Regions from separate parts of the Mus musculus genome. Here region 1 is linked to region 2. Evidence: chromatin contacts called from ENCODE Hi-C or POLR2A ChIA-PET data. All regions are on one chromosome and are shown on one strand. The core of a region is the stretch at or near the end of the contact, and the rest is flanking DNA. Distances in the headings are between cores, read along the strand shown.

Region 1 (3,013 bases), core at 322-2,821, 300 kb after region 2:
CTGTCATAAATGTACCCCGCTGGGGTCCTGTGAATCCGTGTTTTGCTAATGTGCCCCTAGGCCACATGGCCCCTTTTCCCCCTTCAGTCCTGAAAGGAGTGGAAGAGTCGGTGTATGAAGCTGCTGCCAGAGGAAGGGTGGAGAAGGAGGGAGGGCTGCGGTCTCCGCTCTACTGGAGTAGGGGATGCTAATATTAGCAGCCTTATTAATGTGTCGGTGAGGGGAGATCAAAATCGACTAGTAAAATTTCTCCACTGAGACTTCACGCCTCTCATTTACCGCCCAAGCTCTCTACCCCACTGTAACGCTCTAAGGAAGTTTCACAGTGGACGGAAAGGGGAGTCTGTGGGGAAGAAGGAAGGCAGACAAATTCTAGGCACTTACGGAGAGAGCACTCGATGGAGTGTGTGTGTGTGTGTGGGGGGGGGTCCCTCTAACAGAGTGAACTCTCGGCAATCCTCCGCTATTTTAAATGACTTTTTGTATTTGGAAATACCTTGGATAAACCGCAAAGTTCCCTGTTCGCTTTTCTGTCAGGCTGCAGCCCTCCGGCCCCCAGGTCACCCGGTGTGCTGCCCGCACCCTCCATGAGAGGCCTCGGGGCGCTTCGCTGGCTAATCCAGACTAGATCTCACCAACTCAGCACGCTCACCCAGAATTCCAACTAACTTTCCTTTTATTACGCAAACACCACTAGGGCTGCTTGATTTCACCCACCCCCCGCCCCCCAAATCCCTTAGCCTCTTTGCAGCCAAGCTGGCTTTCTGGCTAGGCCAGCTAGGAATCCAGCTAAGGAGGGATCCTCGAGCAGCGCCAGAGGCAAAACACCCGATTAAACCTCTTCAAAAGTCCTCCACTGCCCCCCCCCCCATGCCGGTGTGAGGTGCTGTCCTGTTTGCAGTCCCAGGCCCCCACTCGCTTCTGCGAAGCACCCTTCTATGGGTGCGGACAGCGTGGCCCTCATCTACCACCCAACTTGGCGCCCGCGGGGTTACGGATGCCCTGGGTACCTGCCTCCCGCCCCCGCGCGCCTACCTGGCTGGCTGGTGGCACTCGGGACGCGGTTGTAGGCGCCGCCGTACTGGTGGTAGGGGCTGGCGTAGCCGTAGTCGGCATAAGCCTTGGCCGGGTAGCCGGCTGCGGAGCCGTTCACGCCGTGGTACTGGTACTGGTAGGGGTTGAGCGCTTTGCCATAAGAAGCAGAGGTAGGAGAGCAGTAGCCGTGCGGGGCGGCCCCCGCGGGACTGTAGTAGTCAGAATCGGTGGCCGAGGACTCGGGCAAAGTTGGCGATTCCTGAGACGGGTGGTGCATGGCGGCGGACGTCGGGAACGGAGCTTGGAAGTCGCCGGATCGGATGCTTGGGACTCTTCTGTCAAACACTCCTGTCATAGCTCCCGGGCGGTGGCTGTTCTTCTACTGCGGCGGCCGCTGCTGCCTGAATTGGCTGTGGAGCTGCTCTGGTCTAAGCAGACATGGCTGTGGGAGCGAGGGAGGAGGAGGAAGAGGAGGAGGCGGCGGCGGCGGCGGGGAGGAGGAGGAGGAGGAGGCTGGGAGTCGTGGAGGCTCTGTCTCCCGCAGGCTGACTGCTGGCTGAGGCGCAGCACAGCCTTGGTTAAATCCTTAATTGCGCGCTTACGCACAGCGGGGTGGATCGGGTTCCATTGGCCAGGGCTTCGGGAGCAGAGCAACACCCTAACTCGTCCAACTAGTTTTAGCACAACAAAGCATTGCTTAAAGAGAGAGAGAGAGAGAGAGAGAGAGAGAGAGAGAGAGAGAGAGAGAGAGAGAGAGAGAGAGAGGCGTACAAGGAGAGAGAGAGTGTGTGTGTGTGTGTGTGTGTGTGTGTGTGTGTGAGAGAGAGAGAGAGAGAGAGAGAGAGAGAGAGAGAGAGAGAGAGAGAGAGAGAATATGAGTTGTTCCCTGTTGGGGGAGGGAGGGTCTCAGTCGATCTCTTTTTAGTGAATAGCTTCGACAAACCAAGCAGTCCCAGGGCCTAGCTCCGTGCTGTTTGAAGACAACGTGTTCCAATCAGCAATCTCAAAAGTACAGTTTAGAGGATGCGGTTCTTGATGCTCTTTTCTTGCTCCACACCTACCAGTCCTCTCCCCCCTCCTCCGACGGAGACTGTAGGAGAGAGCACCGCTGTGGGACTGTGTGCAGAGGAGGAGCAGTGTTAGATGGCAGTGAGAACAAATGGAGAACAGCATTGTCTTAGTGGGATGATGGGAAGCAAGTTGCAACTAATTTATGTTGAAAATTTGTAAACTGGAAAACAGTTGGACACGCAGCAAGCGCTTTTGCAGAAGCCCCTGTTTCTCAGGACTCCACAGAGATGTCCAAGAATCTAGACGTCCCCAGTGGCAACTGAAGTCTTTACAGGGACTGCTGAAAATCAATGTCTTTCATTCCTGAATACCTTGCCACTGCCTGAACTCTCTTAGTTGGCTTTCCCAGAGAGCTGAGCAGCCTTTTGGTTTTTTGCTCAATATCCTCGACTACTTGGAAGCTTCTAGAATGGCTCTTGTCTCAGTTCAGGAGCCAGATTCCTGCAAACGTGAATTGATTTGGGTGTGTGACCTATAGTGTGCCTCCAGACCAAATGGAGTATGAAGACCGAAAAGTAGGCAAGGAACCAAGTCCGCTTGGGAGATGGGGTTTCGATCATGGACGACCCTCTCCTGGTTCCATTACCTACATCCACTCCAATCCCCCTCTCAATTCTTGAGTTTGGGTTCTGTAGCATCCCCCATTATTTCCTGCCTACTGAGCATCTTCGTTTATGTACAAAGGGAGCAGGGTTCAAGACTCATACACTGGCCACAGACCACCAGAAGAAGTTTATTTTGTCAACATGGGCTTTTCCTCTAGTTATGATTGAGTGAGGCCTTAGGAATGTGTTCTGATCCTCACTCAATGCTGTGTCTACTCCCCTCAAAAATGAGTTGTATCCTATTTTGGGCCTCCTTTTGGCCAGGAACCTGGGAGTGTCATTGAATGTTCAGGGTGGAATCT
Region 2 (2,850 bases), core at 276-2,775:
AAGGACCATCTGAAACAAGTAGTTGGAATAAGAAATCTAACCTGCCCTCACTTAGCCAATTCTACCACAAAGCTCTGTTACAGGATTATTAATGAACCTGAAAACAAAACATCAGACTGAACAAATAAATTTATTACCAAAACAAAAGGTAAACTATCCCATCATATATTATAGACTCCTAACTCAGAGGAAATATATCTTCTGAATTGGTTTATGAGGTTGCATAATATACACACTAATGTTCTCTTTCACTAAAACTAAAACACTACATTATACTTAGACTAAACGTTCCTGTGATGTGATTTTATGCGCATTGAGATCATGGTGGGGTAACTAAGTACAATTTTTGTCAAGTGATAATTGCTTGATGCCACGTATGTGCACATGACTAACCACAATTCTCTTCCTATGGTCTTCATGGAGACACAGTCTAACTCACTTTTTAGAAACAAGGTAAAATATTTGGGAAATCTACTCAAAACAATTAGCCAATAAAGTAATCAATTTGAAAAACTAATATGGCAAAAAGAGGCCTAGCAAACAGAAGATAACTGCTGAAGTTAAGGACTTTGGTGTAAATTAAGGCGTCTCAGTTTCACCATTTCCGGACAGTGTTGACACTGGGCCTGTTTCTCCATTGTTCCAAACTTCTGTTTCCTTACGTGAATAATAGTAAGTACATTAATACCTACTTCCTATATTTGTGGAAATGGATTGTGCCAATAGAAGCGAAGCACTCACGTTCCCAAGATCATAGCAGGCTCTTCCAACATTAGCTATGTTATTACCTACAATGAGAAAACTAAAGCATCCCTAGCATTGAAGTTAGTTTCGAAGGCAGATGGTTAAGACTTTTATAAAGCTTGGGTTAATTCACGTGACCGTAAATGGAGAGAAGCAGAAATTGAGGCAAAATCTGTAATGAATACAACACACACGAACGACTCTATCATCCCACTTCTCGGGGCTCATTCGCGCTATCCGAGAGGTACACAGCACTGGCTGCCCTGGGCAACAGTGGGACTCTGAAGTTTACTACCAAGGGGAGGCTTGGAAACCGAAGCAAAACAAGAGACTGTGCAGATGCGGAGAGTCCCGGGTTGAAGTTAAAGGGCCACAAGCTCGCAGCACCGTGGGCCCAGCTTCACCTGGTTCCTCCCAGCGACGAGGCGCAAAACACTGGGCCGCGCCATGAAGCGACGGCTACCGGGACGCGGAGGCCGAGGCCGGGGCCCCCGGAGGCCGCGCCCGGATCCGCGCTGCTGGGCCCAGCTCATTCCCGCAGAGAGCAGGCCCGGCGCCGCCCCACCGGAGGCCCCAGGCCCAGCGCGCGGCCTGGCGGTTACCTTCCGCGGGAAACTCCTCGAACTCGTCGTCCTCTTCCAAGAGACCCAAGTCGACCGGCTGCTTCTTTTCGGACATCGCGCCGCGCCAAGACCCAAGCTGCTCGGACCGGCCGCAAAGTCGGAAGCCTCAGTACTCCGGAGGCGCCGATCCTGACAACGCCGGCGCAACCATAGAGACGAGAGGGAAAGAGCTGCGGGGCAGCGCGAGGAATGCTGGGACAGCGAAGGTCCTCCCAGAGCGTCCTGCGGTTGTAGTAGGTCCTCCCGTCTTGAAACAGTGAACTGTTTTGTTTTATAGTGTGTTCGTTCGTTTTATTATTCATATAGTTGCCTACGTGTGAAAGATTTACAGTGTATTAAATTACTAAAGGCCATTATTTAGCTTACAATCACTAACAGAAATCTGGAAAGATAAAGTAACATAAGTTAAGAGCTTATTACATTATTCCACTACTCAAACCTAGCCTTGAGCATGCTGTTAAATATCTCCACATCACAGGGAACCCGGGACCAAAGGCAGCCAGAGGCACTCATATGCTAGACAATTCTGACTGTCCTCCAACCTTTCCTTTGTGCTGTGCTCCTTGACCTTACAATTGTGTTCCGTAGGGTTTCTGTTCTAACTAGTTGACAGGTTGATGTAAAAAATAAACAAGTAAAAAAAAAAAAAAATGATGTAACGTTGTACTGTTGTTCAAAAGATATGATTTGGTTTTGCTTTCTTTGTTTTAATTGTGACCCATGGAAAAGAACAAGACAATGAAAGATAGGAGAAAAGTTAGTGTCTAACCACACAGTAACACGTATTTGCCAGGCTAATAAATCTGTGTTCTATTGCATCTAAAGGGCTCTTATATGAGGTACTTAATTTCTCTTTAGTATAATTTATTTATTTTCAGCACCACACTTAAGGCTATACATATAACACACATAGTTACAGGTGCAAGAATAACTCTATTTGATATATAAAAATTGAAGAAGGTCTATAAGCCCTACTACTGAGGAAGTTGGGGCAGAAGGCATCCTTGGATACAATGAGTGTAAAATCAGGCTGGACAACTTAGTGAAACTGTGTCCCTAAATTAAAAGTAAACAGAGGGCTAGAAATATATCCCCAATGGCTCACTACCCCGTGCCAGAGAATTTTTAAAAAAACATGGGAAAAATGTTTGAACAATTTATGGATATAAATATGAATATTGTATGTTTTTTTAAAAAGATATATCAGAAAGTAGAAAGTGGAACATATTTTGTAAAAAATACTTTATTTTATACAAACACTCTTTCCTAATTCCATTTCCATTGCTATGATAAAATACCCCGGCAAAAAAGCAGCTCAGGGGAGAAAAGCTCATTTGGCTTATAATTCTAAGTTGTACTCCATCACTGCAGGAATGTCAAGGAAGAAACTTGAAGCCGCTCTCACATCCACAGTCAAGAGCAGAGAATAAATGTGTGCTTGCTATTTGGGTGCATCGCTGTCTCTAAGCTTACACAGTCCAGG

The links. A loop is a pair of places that touch in the nucleus more often than their neighbours do. ChIA-PET counts read pairs that join two places held with the same protein, here RNA polymerase II (POLR2A).
Region 1: a loop to region 2 is called in a map of left cerebral cortex, with 2.1 times the contacts of the local background. The contact joins the promoter of Dlx5 here to the promoter of Sem1 in region 2. A Hi-C loop is called at or near these places in 3 of 37 maps with a recorded cell type or tissue (Patski, left cerebral cortex and regulatory T cell). POLR2A ChIA-PET finds 5 or more read pairs at or near these places in 1 of 5 experiments (Patski).

Annotation. Positions count from the first base shown.
Region 1 is chr6:6,880,497-6,883,509 of GRCm38, forward strand. Dlx5 (distal-less homeobox 5) reads right to left here and starts at 1,572. Exons shown (of 3, transcript NM_010056.3): 1 at 1,036-1,572. The coding sequence starts at 1,390.
Region 2 is chr6:6,577,133-6,579,982 of GRCm38, forward strand. It overlaps Sem1 (SEM1, 26S proteasome complex subunit), which reads right to left and starts at 1,526. Exons shown (of 3, transcript NM_009169.2): 1 at 1,347-1,526. The coding sequence starts at 1,422.